Regions from separate parts of the Homo sapiens genome. Here region 1 is linked to region 2. The links are chromatin loops, found by intact Hi-C in ENCODE. Cell type or tissue: mammary epithelial cell. All regions are shown on one strand.

Evidence for each region. A loop is a pair of places that touch in the nucleus more often than their neighbours do. Peaks named below come from ENCODE experiments on the same cell type or tissue, not always from the same donor. Only the 100,000 strongest peaks of a DNase experiment are listed, where the experiment ranks them.
Region 1: it touches region 2 in a loop (6-fold over the local background); 3 of 110 quality-filtered maps call a loop at or near these places.

Annotation. Positions count from the first base shown.
Region 1 is chr2:225,005,011-225,013,010 of GRCh38, forward strand. All of the region lies in intron 1 of DOCK10 (dedicator of cytokinesis 10), which reads right to left. MIR4439 (microRNA 4439) reads right to left here and starts at 5,530; the gene lies at 5,451-5,530. In mammary epithelial cell, a CTCF peak has its summit at 4,124; a DNase peak (open chromatin) is centred at 6,001; H3K27ac peaks cover 1,470 bases.
Region 2 is chr2:225,086,576-225,094,575 of GRCh38, forward strand. No RefSeq gene overlaps it. Among named protein-coding and RNA genes, the nearest start is that of DOCK10, 48 kb to the left of the region's middle. In mammary epithelial cell, no CTCF peak of the experiment used is centred here; DNase peaks (open chromatin) are centred at 4,406 and 4,946; H3K27ac peaks cover 1,686 bases.

The DNA.
Region 1 (8,000 bases), 82 kb before region 2:
CAATCAACCCCTTCATGAAACTAATTTTAGAAAAGAGGTCATTAGATATATTAGAGGCAATTTGAAAGTTAACTGAGAAATGAGACCTCATGTTCTCTTTGGAAAAAAACCTTTTTGTCATGAGATAGATAGAATTTGTACTTCCATCAGAGTAGTACAGCTGCCACAAAAACCCTACAAATCTCTAGGAGTCAAAATGGTGATTTTATGCTTCAAGTACAGCAGATTACCACTGTTATCCCATATACATGGATAATGGCAAACAACTTTCTATTCTCCATGGGCCATCAAACCACCTCTCAGCAATGTAAGGACATGATTTCAATCATTGGTGAATTCAGAAGAGGAGAAAAGCCATCTTCAAAATATGTACAGTTTTTGTAATTCTAATTGGATTTTATACTAGAGCAGTGTTAACTGAATGTCAGTTATTCATGTCCCACCATCTTGATTTTTGCCAAATCATAGTATTACCTGTTAGTATATACTTAACAAAATCCTTTTAATCAATGACTACCTTTTTTCCATAAAATTTCATTTTAAACTAAAACTGTATTCTTTGACGTAAACAGGACAACAGTATCACTTGTAAAAAACAGAATAACTGAAAGTAATGGTATAATACAAGGACAAAATTAAATAAATGTTGCCATTCAGTTTTAGTTCAATGTTGTTGTCTACCAAAGTTTCTAAGCCCAAGCCCACTCGGTCTTTGTGTGAAGGGGAAGAATTGCAAATATTAGGCAAGCGTTATGGACAAACTAATGTTAAATTGAGACTTTATCCTCAGTGTAATCTGAAGTTTGAAAGATAACTGAAACAAAATCTTCCACACAATATGATCCAATGTTATTTAAAGCTGTGTATGAAACCACCCAAAATAATTTAGAGATTATCCATGTGTCTAATTTAACAAAGTCAAGAGAGAGCTGATGCTCACTGCCAAAGACCACCCTCTAGGGTGTACAAAAACATCTTGGAGGTTTTTATTAGGTGCCTCATGAAATAGAGTGGAAAGAGTGAAGATGGGTATTAATATTTTTTGGAGGGGTGAGTATGGATAGGTGAGGTAATTTTCTAGGCAGAGCAAACACATTATAAATATATTTTAAATATTTGACCAATACGAAAACCATCTTCATTCTTCTCCCCACCTTTACTTTATGGACTGTTTCCATACCTTCCATTTATGGCCATCTTAGTTTGAGTGGCATGGGTTAGTATAAAATCCCCTAGTGGTTTCCTAACTGCAATTCTTGTCTTTTTTAGATTAAGCTTACACATTTACTTATATCACAGCTTTAGCTGAAAAGCTTCAAAATCTCCCTCAAGTTCATCAAATGATCCAAATGAGGAGGAACGTACAAAGGCCCCTTTTAATCAGGCTCTTATCTGCTAGGTAAACCTAATAAGTTCTGCTCCATTTCTTAAATGTCGACATACCTCCCATTTATGTTTTAGCCCCTGCCACTTTTTGCACTTAGAGTTCCTCTCAATGCTTCCAATCAAAATCCTTCATTTTTCAAAGACCAGTTCAAAGAGCACACTTGCTGAGGTCCTGTGATGAAGGTAATGTCTCTGTCTTCTAAGCCGTTCTAGTCCTCCTACTACACCTATCACACACTGTCTAACATGAGTTATTTGAGTACATCTCTTATTTGTATTGATGGTTTCAATCTATGTTTGGAGAAATAAAAGGAGCAAGGAAGGAATAAACATGCAGATTAGAGTTGAGAAACATTGATGGATATCAGAGTTAATCTCTCATGTTGTTTCTGTCCTCTCAAAGTCAATGACCTGTGCATACAAAGGGTAAAGTGAACCTTGAAAAGGGGGAAATAAAATCCCCAGTTTTAAGACAGTACTAGCAGTCCTGAGGACTTGAACTTCAAGCCATTAGATTACACTGAGGTGTGCTGAGCCAACTCACCTAACTGCAGTCAAGAGCTCTCAGGATGTGTGAAGACAGGCTAGAAGGTTTGAGAATGCATAAATGTGTCACAAAATGTATGAAAGGAACGTGAGATAGATTCTGCAATCCATCATCTTGCTTTCTGTTTACTTCTAGTAAATTTCTAGAGTGGACATTAACAGGATGATTTGTCAGCTCTTACGAAAGAAAAAGGTGGTTAGCAGGTACTAGTGCAGATCACTAAGACCAAATTAAGTCATGATAATCTTATTTCCTTTTCCCTGGCCTGAGATGAGAAGATTGTATGAGTTTTATGAAGGTATATAATAAGAACTCTGAGATGTTTTTGTACCTCCCAGAAGGTGGTTTCTAGCAGTAAGCATTACAACTCTCTCTTGACTTTGTTAAATTAGATGCATGCATAAATAAAACCTGTAAATAGTCCATGAGGCCAACATTGTTGTAAATAAACTGAAGTTTAAAGCAGACTTAGTAGGTTGACATAACTAGAACCCATAATATTCCCACATGCAAGTTAAGTCTAAGAAGTTGTACTTTAAGGAGGATTAAAAGAAGATCCTGATTTACATAAAAGTTAAAAGGATATAAAAGAAAGACATGATTTAACAGTGCATTTGTGAAAAAGACTTGGGCATCAATATAAACCAACCTGATGAGGAATCTAATATTAAGTTGTATTAGAAGAAAACATAGTATTTAGAATAAAAAAGGTGGTGATCCTGGTTTTCATGGCAGTGATGAAACTTGAAATATTGTGTTTAATTCTTGGAGACAGATTAGGAAGGATACAGACAAGCAGGACCGATTGCAAGGAGAGCAATGAAGACATTAAAAAACATCCACAAAAAAGTCCGGAAGAATGATGGTTAGCTTTGGAAAGATAAGACTACAACAGGCTTGACAATTGTTTTTGAAAACTTAAAAATGGTCATGTAAAAAAGAATTACGCCTAATTGTGAGCATGATCAGGGATATGCATTCTGTTCTTTAAGAAATGCTGCTATCATCTAATTTTTTTTTTTCAATGGAGTGGGGGCAAATAAAAGTAAAGTGACTTTCCACGCATAGCAGATCCAATATGCTCAAATGTCACCCAAAGGAGTAGAGTTAAAGCCATGGCTGGAAGTTCATGAGCATCAATCCTGACTCAGTATATTGAAGAGTATTTTAGAAGTAAAAGCTGTACCAAACATGGGATTAGTCTTCTTGTCATTCATTCATAAACTTTTTATTTCTTTAGAGATGAGGTCTTGCTATGTTGCCCAGGGTGGACTCAAATTCCTGGGCTCAACTGATCCTCTCTCCTCAACCTCCAGAGTAGCTAGGACTACAGGCATGGGTCACTGTGCCCTGCCGAGAATTCACAAACATTTCTTGAGTGAAGACTCTTTGTTATGCATGGTGCTAGATTGTGAGTAGTGGACACTTTTTCTTCTGAGGCAGTCTTATATCAACACTTTATGCTGACTTTGTAAGAATATTCATGTTTTAAGAAGATACACAAAAACTATTTATTTAGCATTTATGGGTTTCAGTGATCAGCTGGCATTTTCTTTTCCTCAGAATTTAAAATATCTTCTGTAGGCTAACCAAAATATCACTGGGTAACTACCTACATTTCCTTTGAATTGGCAGTTGGGAGCACTGGTATCACTTCCTCTACCAAACTGTACAGAACTACTGTTATGTACCAAAGACCATAAATCACAGAGTTGCTGGGATTGTGAAAAAAATATTGAGACTGGCTGTCTCATCTTACAAATAAGGAAACCAAAGTCCAAGTGGGGCAAGTACTACCTGTAATGACATATCCAAAATGAGAGCACAGGTCCACTGAATCGTCCTTAGTACTCTATCCAATGCTCCACTATCTGCCCATAATATCCCACAGGTTACTATGTGTCGACACAAAGATAGACTAGGATTGACCTGAACAAACAGCCACAGTTATGTTAAACAAGCACCGTTTCCACCTCTCATAAGCTGTGTCTGATTTGCCATAAATCTCAAGCCAAATACGTCCAGTGAGTTGTACATTTATCATGTTAAGATGAAGGCTCTACTGGTGATAGATTTACTAAAAATATTCCAATCTTGTAATCTAAAGGACTTCAGCCTCAGGTGATATGGGGCCAGCAGCCAACATTGGAAAGACCACATCATGAAGTGAGGCTATACCGCCCTCTAGGGAGAGATGCTTGAAAAACCAGGGTCGACGCCTAAGTAAGGGGGTCACAGATTAGGTTTAAGTGGTTAAAATTTTATGTCTTCACAAAAAGTTTCCAACTACAGAAGAGTATTTAATTTTTCGCTAAGATGTAATATTCTACCTACCAAGAAAATCAATCACTGAATCAAAATATTAAAAAATAGGTGATATTAAGTTCTATAACAGTAAAACCTTAAGAAGGGAAGCTCTCTGAACATTAAAATACTCAGCCGAATTTCTAAATTAGTAAGACTTCAAAAAAGAAGACCATAATATCCACTATGTCCACTTATTAGCTTCAATCAAATAAGAGATTACTTTTGCAATTATTCTTCATGCAAAAAGATCTGTTAATCTCCCTGAGTGTCTCCCTACAAATCTCATTTCACCTGGGTGGCTCTTGGCAAGGTTAGCAGAATGTCGTCTGCAGAGAAGAAATGCAGAAATGCAGTTGAAGGGAACAATGACAAAGGCAAGCCCTAAGGCAAAAAAAAAAAAAGAAAGAAAAAAGAAAACAACAACAAAAACATGAAAACTGTATTCAGAGTTTGCTTACAAAGAGAAAACTCTCCAAAGCAATGAACTGAAACTGGCCACTGGAAAGACTTGTTTATAGATGTTCATTTTGACTCAATAGTACGCTGGAGTCCTACTCTTTATTTAATGATATGGTCAAGTCATGCAGGCTGATGTGGATGTGATCAGAGAGACTAACAAGAGTCTTTGTGTTGCCCTCCTGCATAGTTGAGGGATTAGATTTCTTTAAGAGTTGTACTGGTTAACCGTTAACTGAGTAACAAACTGCCCCAAACACTCAGGGGCATAGAAAAAAATGCAGCCATTTTTTCATGTGGCTAAGGAGCCTAAAGGTTGTCTGGGCAGTTCTTCTGGCATTGGCTGGGGCTTTACTCATGCATCTGCAGTCAGCTGCAGGTCCACTAGGCAGTTCTGAGGGTGTGTGGGGCCTTGGCTAGAATAACCAGGTAGATTCAGCTCTTTTCCTTAAATCTCATCTGCCAGCAACCAAGCCAGGCATTTTCCTATGGCAATGGCAGAGGATCAAGAGAGGAAGAAGAGGCAGTCAAGAACCTTTTAAGCCTTGCTGTGTTTAGTTTATTAGTGTCTCATGGGCCAAAGCAAATTTTAACAAGAAGCCTAAACTCAGTGTGGGAGGGCACCCCCAAAGGGCCTGGATAGAGAGAAGTATGAAGAACTGGGGAGGTGAATGCAATTAATTTGCCAGGCCAGGGGACAGAATCTTATATTGTCCCCTAGACAACCTAGAGGAAAATATAAAATTCTGTCTCCTGGCCTGGTAAACTGATACCTTAGAGGCATTTGCTTTGTGTGTATCTTAGATAAAATGCCTCCAAGGTATCAGTCACTGGTACCCTAGCTGACATCAGTTTCTTTTAGAAGAGCAGACTTTGAGAAAGGGAAGGGACACTGGGAAAGGGAACGTAAGATCAGTTCAGGCACTTCATCTTTTGATTCAAATAAGACAGTTCATACAATTTTGGGGGTTAACATTATTACAGAATGAATTAGAGTTGGGAATATAGATTAAAAGTTGAAAAAGAAATACAGAAAAGCAAATCAAAATTTTTTTTCAAAGACAGACATCAACTAATGCAGAATGAGAAACAAGATAAATCCTGCAAAACTTTTCCAAGGAAGCATTCAGCCTCTATCAAATGGGTCAGCTAAGAAGCTAAACGGCACAGCAAGGACATACTGATCCCATCATCTTCATGGTTCTAAATCAAACCAAACGTAGGTAAAAGGCCTGATATCTTCTCAGCTGATGAGTCAAATACTTCGAAGGGAAAATATAGTAAAATATTTCAAGGTTTGGAAGACAGCTTGGCTGTGACACATTCTGACTCACAACAAGTCATGAGTTTTCTGACAAAGCAAAAGTAGTGATGGAAAATATTGATATGATATCTATCATAGCATATGTATATAGTCAAAGTTCTTTCACAGCAAGCAAGTGTTGCCAAATGATCAGTTCAAAGAAGATTTCACGCCAATGAAGATGATTACAAAAAGGAAAAAGAGGCAATGTCGCAGTAGTTGCCAGAAAGGACTTACGGCTTTTCAGGTAGGTAGATAAGTCACAGGTACAAAGAAAAAATGAGATAGAAGCACATATTTGCCACACAAATAAACCTGCTAGAAGTATTCATGCTGGAAGTTTCAGCTTCCTAAAGTGACTCTTTCCATAGCCAGAGAGAAAAGAGGTTGCAAGATCAAGTTACTTTAAAGAAGAAATGAAATTCAAATTAAATTAACTCTTAGAGTGTTGAATATTGACATCAATGCCACCAGCCAATGTGAAGGTAAAGAGAGGCCTGCAGTTATGACTTCAGGACATACATGGCTTTCTTATAAAATGTTTATGTTGGCAGTTTTACTGCAAATAATACCTTCGAAACTGAAATGCATCTATTTAATCCTGATTTTTAAACAGTAAAGACTCTGAACTTTAGCAAAGAAAATCAACCAAGTCAAGTCCAGAGTTGGGTGCAGTTGAATGAAAGGAAGACGTTGGGGCTTGCAGGGACATCTGGCTTCCAGCAGGGAGGCCACGTCAATATGCAAATTGCCACAGGCATTATAAAATGGCACCCAAAATGTTAGGCTCTGCAAGAACGGTCTAGCTGCCCTTAGCTACAGCGTAAGCCGAAGTACCCAGAGTCAAAACGACCTGAGCTGCTCTGTGGGACATGCCCCAACGAGAACATCATCAGGGCAAGCTCAATGCACATACGCAACTGAATTAAAAACGAGCTCACATGTACTGTCGGGAAGAAGAAAAATAAGCCTTCTAAATTCATTCAGCAGAGAGTAGGACTTGAAAATGGCTTTGCCCAATATTATTATTATCAATAATAATTCAGTATTATGCATATCATGTCTCCAGATTTCTCAGAATGAGGCCCCACTCATTCAGAATTTGAAATCCATAAGCAGGGTGAAAATATTTCCTCTGGCTATGCTAAGGGAAACTTGAGGCCCAGACACTTAGACTTGCCATCAGTTCCACTGAGTTGGTAGCTTAACGGCTCTTTGCTCAGAGGTTTTAACCTCTGCTCTGGACCAGACTGAAATGAACAGTAATCGCATATGCTCCTTTCACACGAACCAAAAGCTGAACGTACCCTGAATTACCTCTTTGTTAAATAAGGAGGTTTAAAAAGCATTTGCAGGCATGCATGTCAATTAGGGACAATACATCAATCATCCAGAGCATGCTTCCAAGTTCATTTTATTTCAGTAATAATTTTGTACTAAATTCCATCCGCCTCTACTTTACTTTCAAAATAGGATGAAGACAATTCCCAAATTCTTTAATATACTTGTATAGTGCTTGCTTTTTCAGTTTTATAACCAGCTTTTAAAAAATTGTAGTGCCAATAGAAATTGGCTTCTCCATCAGATAGTCCAAAAGAGATTATTAACATATAGCTCCCTAGAGTTAGCAAGGCATTTACAAGTTGCAAAGCATTTATCTCATTTGATGCACATAACTCATAATAATAATAATGGTTAACAATTATGTTGTATAATAGATACAATCCTAAACATTACTTGCTGTTTAAACAAACTAATCTTTACAAAAACTATAAAATAGGTATGATTTTTATTCCCATTTGTACAAAAAAGAAAATTAAAGCCCAGGAAGGTCCTATTAGTTGTTTAATGCCACAGAGGCTAATATTCATAAGCCTTAGTTCCATATTAAAACATTTAGTTTTAGCTTATGTATTAAATAATTGAGCTTCTATTAGATTACCACTTCGCTATGATGGCAGGGTGTTACTATACTTTTAAAGAAGTCTTTTCCAGAGTGCT
Region 2 (8,000 bases):
AGTGGGAGAGGGACATAGGAGCTGAGGACGCTACTCTGGGGTGCCCAACAGTGCCAGCCCTGTTCCCTGCCCGGCTGACTTTGTTGTGTGGGGGAAGTGGAGGTGGGTGAACAGGCAAAGCTGTTCAGCAGGCAGACTTCAGTGAGTAGCCAGGTTTTAGACCCCTTCCTCACGCCCTCTGCTTTCTGTTAAGTTTTATCTTCATGCCCAGAGCAGAGCGGCAAACACCTCTGCTGCAGGCCCCACTAGCAAGTCTCCTCTCTTCAACCACCAGCCACTTCCATGTACTTTCAGACTTGCAGACTTTGTTAACAGGTACTCCTATCCTCTTTTGTTTATTGTTTTATATTTATTCTTCAAGTACTTTGCTTTCTGTCCCCGACATTAGCGGATGACAAAGGAGACAGGGTTGGCATGATTGCTAAGTGAGCCAAGCTGTAGTATGCACCACCCAAGGATAGTTGGTGACAGTTTGGGTAGTTTTGCTGTCAGCTTTGTCTGAGATCGACAGCACAGTTGTCTTTTTTTGACATCTTCCCACATCCTGGTTTTCCCTTAGCTGACTTTGTCAGTGCTTCCTTGTATGTTGTGGTTTGGAGTTACGCATGTTTCCAGTGTCAATGAAAATGAGCTTGCATTTCTGATTTTCATCCTCTCTGTCTTTCTCTCCCTTTCTCTTTCTGGCAGGAGAGGCATTGTGTGAGTGGTTTCTTAGCTCTTTCATTTTAGAACTTGAACGTTACTGTTATTTTAGTGGTGTCTCAGGTAAGAGGGGATACAAACAATTTTCAGTCTGCTACCTAGAAATCCTACATGGAATTTCTCTTACATTTTGCAAAGAGAAATTTTTTCTCTTAAATACAATTGAAATTTCATTTTACAGGTTTTCTCATTCATAAAGGCCTGCTAAACAGGAAGCAGGTAGTTATGTATTAGGATACTTCCTTGGTTATCTCCTTTCTCTGGGGAAAAAAAATCCCTGATAATTATTAAAAACTTTCGGCTGGGTGCGGTGGCTTACGCCTGTAATCCAAGCACATTGGGAGGCCAAGGCGGGTGGACCACGAGGTCAGGAGATCGAGACCATCCTGGCTAACACGGTGAAACCCCGTCTCTATTAAAAATACAAAAAATTAGTCGGGCGTGGTGGCGGGCGCCTGTAGTCCCAGCTACTCGCCAGGCTGAGGCAGGAGAATGGCGTGAACCCGGGAGGCAGAGCCTGCAGTGAGCCGACATCACAACACTGCACTCCACCCTGGGCGACAGAGCAAGACTCCGTCTCAAAAAAATAAAAATAAAATAAAATAAAATAAAATAAAATAAAATAAAATAAAAATAAATAAAAACTTTCAACTGCAGGTCAGCTTCACTGAAGAAGTGTTAACTGTTTTTCCCTTCAGGTGTCAGAAAAACAACACTGAATTTTTAGTCCCTTTGAAAACTTGAGCTTCCTATGAAGCATTACTCTTTCAATGGCTGAGATTGCTTTGCTTAATCCCTCTGCTACAGCTCTCTGTTATCAGTGAAAACTGTAGATTTTTAAGGTTTCTTTAAGCTGGATTTTCAGTGCCTCTGGAGGTTGATGCCAAGGATGTAAGTTCAGATTGAGTTATCCAAAAAGCTACCTATTCCTTACTCTACAATTTAATTTGTTCCTTCCTTTATTTGCGGAACTAACATCATGTCAGGAATAGTTGAGGATTGGTAAACCAGCAAGATACGGTCCAAGTCCATAGTCATTGATCTTATATGTTGACTAGGTGTTTTACACATTTTAGTTAATACTCACTGTAACTCTGACAGGTATGTACAGATATTATTGTTTCCAACTTACAGTTCAGACAGATGAGACTCAGATATAATAACCCATTCTACGTCCCGTAGCCAACACCATAGCCTGGATTTGAATCCAAGTTATTTGAGATCTTTGTTTAACTTTTAATATAGCCCACCAACGCTTCTATACTTGGTCCATAATTATTGCTGATAATTAGGCTGAGACTATGTCGCACATTTCTCTGAAAAGTCTATTTTTCTCGTTCTCCATTATTATATTAACGAGGAAGCTACTATTCAATCATTTTAGAGAGAACTAATATAGGCTGTCTATACTAGTCTCCATTTTCAGAAAGGATAGTAACAATGGTAATATATGTTTAGAAGAAGATTGGCTTATATAAATTCAACCAGTCAATGATTATTTTTGAATACCTAACTTTACCAAATATTTTGGTGGAAGTTTTATATACAATAGTGAAAGAAACAAGGTATGTGTGTTGGTTTGTTCTCATGATACTAATAAAGACATATCGAGGCTGGATAATTTATAAGGGAAAAAAGATTTAATGGACTCATGGTTCTACATGGCTGGGAAAGCTTCAAAATCACGGCAGAAGGCAAAGGAAGAAGAGCAAGACACGTCTTACAAGGAGGCAGACAAGAGAGCATGTGCACGGGAACACCCCTTTATAAAACCATCAGATTTCGTAAGACTTATTCACCATCATAAGAACAGCACTGGAAAGACCCACCCCCATGATTCAAGTATCTCCCACCACATTCCTCCCACATGTGGGATTTACGGGAGCTACAATTTAAGATGAGATTTTGGTGGGGACACAGCCAAACCATATCAGTATGTTTCTATCCGTTTGTAGCTTATATACTTGGGGGGAGATTGCATTACACAAATAAATGCCTAATTATTTATATGAGCACATTCAGATAAGTGCTATAGTGGATACGCATAGAAGGCTGTGATAGCCAAGAGATATTTTTCTGAATGTGAAGGGGCATTTGGAAGAAAGAAGGTTTACCCAGGTAGATACTGTGGTTGGAGTGTTCACTCTTATACCAAGAAAAGGGCCAGTATGAGTTGGTGGAACAAGCTCATGGATAGTTGTGGTAGATTGTTTTTGGTTTGTATCAGTGCAATGATTTGCTGATGCAAATAATTTGGAAAATTCATTTGATTATAAGTTCTATGAGGCAGGAGCTTCATCTCTATTGGTAACTACTCTGTCCCCAGTACCTAGAACACTGTGTGGCACATTAGAGCTGCACAATAAATATTTGCTGAGAGAATGTTCGCAATTTAACCCATGATTATTGGGATCCTTTTGCTGGTCACAGTGCCAGCTCTCCATTCAATAATTTATAAATGACGAAGTTGTATTAGACATCCTGTTCCTGGTTACTTGCTTCTTTGTCCTGATATTATTCTCCTGTGCTTCTCTTACTTTGTTCTGTATTGCAGGAGGCTGACTTGTAAAATTACATTTTCCAAGCTTCTTAGCCAACTAACTTCTGGTTAGATTTGGCAGATGGGGAATTCGGGTAGAAAACTGGAGATCAGGAGAGAGCAACCAACATGTATCTCCCCTTTATTTCTACTCAGCGTGGCTTCTGTGGGCTGTTGTTGATATACCTTGGTTGTTCTAACCCCACCAGCCAGCTGCTGGATTCAACATTATCCTCTTTCCCTGTCCCTGTGGACTTAAGGGCAAAGCAGCTATCTGCAGCTGCCATATTCTGGGTTTTCTTACCCTCTTCTGTTTTCCTGTTCAGCCCTTTATACACCTACAGAAATGGTTTCACATATGAAATTTTTTCTACTGAACTGCTAATATAAATATGCTACTTTCCCTATTGAAGCCTGGCTCCTTCCTGCTAAGACTTCTTCCAGTTTCCAAATCCAGTAACTCCAAACCTGATTTCTCATTTGTAATGCCTCGAAGACAGCAATTATGAGATTGCCAATGGTCAATAGGGTTATGTCATCTCAAAACAGTGAATTTTTCATATTTTTGTCTCTCACTATTAGGACAATGATAAAAACAGTCTATTATTGTTAGAACAATAATAAAATACGTAGATCTTACATAAACGTAATCTTTGAATGTTTGAGGTCTGATTACTCAATTATGAAACCTCCTTCAACAAAAGGAGGCTTTGGTATAAAGTTATTTTATAAACTATGCATTAAATGTTTGGAACTGATACTGATGCATCATTAGAAAAATTAGTCAAGATTTGGTTATAACCTTTTCTACTACAGAGAAACAAAAGACATGAGGATTTCATTGTCCAAGAGTATGTTTGGAAACTAGGTTTTAAGATATTGAAATTTACCCTTGTCTTTCAAGTCTAGTGAAATATAGAATATACATGCATTTTTAACTACTGCTAGAATAGTAGATTTATGTATGCTGTGAAGAGAACCAAAATGAACAATTTATCTGAATTTCATTTTAAACTCAGTGGAAGCAATTCTTCCACCTTCATCTCCCTCTCCTCTGGGATCACTTACGGCTGATTACCAGATGACAGATGATTACCACTAAATGGCTAGATGCATGTGGTATTACGTGGTAAAACCCTTACATGGCTGAACCATCATTGTCATCAAACTGGACGATTGATGAAACCATGACTCAAAGCTAGAAGTCTACTACAACTCCTTTGGTAAACATATTTTTAAGAATATTGCTCTTTGCTCACCTCTGTTCATAAATGCAAGTATCACTTTGCACTTGTACATGTTTTCATAGAATCAACAAGTAATTAAAAAAGCATTATTTGTCCAGTATTGCTATTCATAGTGGCATTTCTCAGGCAGTGAAATTTAACACTACAGTTGCATGTAAAGGAAATAGCCATACAAGCTTCTCTTCCTTTCAACTGTTACCGACAACTTCGTGTAAAAGACCACTGACAGTAGAACCTAAAAAGTGCAGTTGTGGGTCACAGATTTTTGTTCTTCCTGTGTCAGCCTCATTTTTTTTTTGTTGAAGAGACAGTGAGGATGGTTTGCATTAGCTAACCTGGAAAAAGACTGGACCATACACACCAGAATCTGTATGTACACCTCAATGAGGATGACAGTGGACATCAGGATTGTCTTGTGGTTTCTTGAGGAGACTCATGCAAGATTCTTGTGGAATCATTCTTGGTCGGGAGGGTTAGGACTCATTGTGAATCATCCTCCTATGTTGAGATAATGACTGCGCAGATTATAGAGATATTCAAAGTCTTTGAAGACTCTGTATTATAAAAATAATCTCAATACATATGCTTGATTTTAAATTGTGTCATTGACCTTTTGTTACAGGAATGTTCAAACCTTCACAAAAGTAGAGAGGATGGAATAATGAGTTGCCACCATTGCAATAATTAAGAGCATTTTGCCAATCTTATTTCATCTTTCCTAACTTTTTTTTTTTTTTCAGTTTTGGTGTTATGTAAGGCAAGTTTCAAGTGTCATATCATATAATGAGTAAATCACTATGTTTCATTTACAGAGATCTCCTTAAAAAGTACCTAAGTTTTCTATCACTATCACACCTAACAAAGTAGTATTTTAATATCTGCTAGTACATTATCCATCTCAAATTTCTCCAAATGTCTCAAAAATATTATTTAATAGTTGTATATTTGAATTAAGGTCTAATCAAGGTCTTCATACTACATTTACCTGAGAGGTCTCTTAAGTGTCTTTTAGTTTATAAGAAGAATTCTCCCTTCTCTCTTATTTATTGAGGATATTTATTTGTTGAAGAAACCATATTATTTGTCCCAGATTATGAATTTGGCTGATTGCATTTTCCTGGTGCTATTTATCCTGTTTTAACTGTTAGTTATATCTAGAAGCTTGATTAGATTCGGGAGAAATTTTGGGGAGGAAAAATACTTTCTGGGTTGTTCTGTGTACTTTCTGTTGCATCATGTCAAGGGAAGCAATAGGCACATTTGGAGAGTATGTTAATACTCTTAGTAGGATTAGTGTTGGCAAATGGCTCCACTTATGAAGATTTCCTTCAAACTTCTCCCTAAAAATTATATCAGTAATTGTCTAGATCTATTATTTAACTAAGGATTAAAAAATGGTGGATTTTCTAAATCTATCATTTTTTCAGCATTTATCAGGTGAATTTTTTTTTTTTGAGATGGAGTCTCACTCTGTTGTCCAGGCTGGAGTGCAGTGGCACGATCTCAACTTACTGCAAGCTCTGCCTCCCGGGTTCACACCATTCTCCTGCCTCAGCCTCCCGAGTAGCTGGGACTACAGGTGCCCGCCACCACGCCTGGCTAATTTTTTGTATTTTTAGTGGAGACGGGGTTTCACCATGTTAGCCAGGATGGTCTCAATCTCCTGACCTCATGATCTGCCCGCCTTGGTCTCCCACCACACCTGGCCTATCAGGTGATATTCTTATATACTGGAAAACTTTTCTTTGTTAACTGCTTGGTTGTTGAAATGGAATTCAATAATGAGGTCAGAGTAAACACTTGCCCCTTTCTCCTTTCTCACCAATCATCAGAATGAAATCGCATGCTGGCAGCCTGCAAAGATGACCAATGAAGATTTTATTTCTCCTTAATTGTCTGTGTATCACTATTAATTCATGGATTTTTAGTTATTTGATATGTTCCACTTTATTGCAATCATTTTTCTCCTACATCCACAAACTGTCCCATCTTTAGTCAGAGGAAGCCCCTTCAAGTTGGCTTTTATCTCCTTTTGAAATAACACCAATAGTTTTCAAAGGTGTGCATATGTTTTCTGTTCCAATTAATTGTACCAAGCTCATCTTATACATTTCCTATTCCATACGTGCGATCAACTGCTAGTTCAAAGAACCCCGATTCCTTTTCCAGAAATGGCATCTAGAGAATAAATCTGGGGCAAAAGGAGTGCTCATTGTCACTGGGTTGTCATTGCTTCCAGATTTTTTAGCCGACAGAGAGAGGAAACACATATATTTTAGAAGAACAAAAATAAGCCTTAAGTGCACATTGATAGTTCCAATACCACCTGTGAACAAGAAGAGTTCACTCAACACCTTTAATTTTACACCAGTATCTTTTTTCTTCTTTGCTAATAGCCCTAGTGCCTACCAACATCAGTGTAATTGTACTAGATTCAGTGTATAAACCACCATACCTGTGCACATTTGACTTTATTTTTGTGTGGAGCAGCCTCAGGAACTGCTTTAACTTTTCCCATGGTCCAGCATGAGTCAGGATCATGTTGCCTTCACTGCCCCAAGACCAAGGGTATCATTGGACAGGATGGTTGCTTGACTCTCATTTCACTTGTAGTTTATATCCTGGCCACGTTTTCTCTCTTGCTGGGCTTGTTTCTCCATCCTCCTGTCCCAGGGCTTCCCTGTTGCAGCTGAGGCACCCTGCAGGATTTGCAAATCCCTGTGTAAGTGAGGGAGTATTAGCTTCCCCTGAATTACTTTGGCCAATGAGACATAAAGAACAAATGCTTATCCCTTCCTCTCACACTATCCAAAGATTCAGTAGTTTCATGATACTTTCTTAAAGATGCTCTGTAAAACCAAAAATTCAGTGTATCCTAAAGCTTGGACCAGCTTTGCAATACATTTTCACATAGTGTTGGCTCTCCCTCCTGTCTGTCTTTACTTCCTTCCTCCCTCATTCTCAAGTCCCTAGAATTGCACTCCCCAATAAAATGTTTACAGAAATTTTTTGCCTTAGAATTTGTTTCCTAGGGAACCCAGCCTAAACAATTTATCAATTACTTAATCCCGCAAAATATGTACAATAATTTCAAAATAACCATACCCAAATCACTCCTAACAAAAGCTATTGAAATATCTGTTGGCAATTACTTCTGTCGCAGAATATATCCCACAAGGGTGAATAGTCAAAATATGTCCATCAGCTTAATTTGAAACGATTCTTCTTTTTATTTTTAAAAAATGTTGCTTTATTTTTAAAAATTTACAAGTAATAATTGTACATATTCATGGGACACATAGTGATGTTTTGAGACATATAATGTGTGGTGATCAGATCAGAGTAATTAGCTTACCCATCATCTCAAACGTTTGACATTTCTTTGTGTTGGGAACATTCAATATCCTCTTTTCAGCTATTTGAAACTATATATTATTGTTAACTACAGTCATCCTACAGTGGTATAGAACACTAGAACTTATTGAGCCTATCTTACCAGAATTCTGTATCCT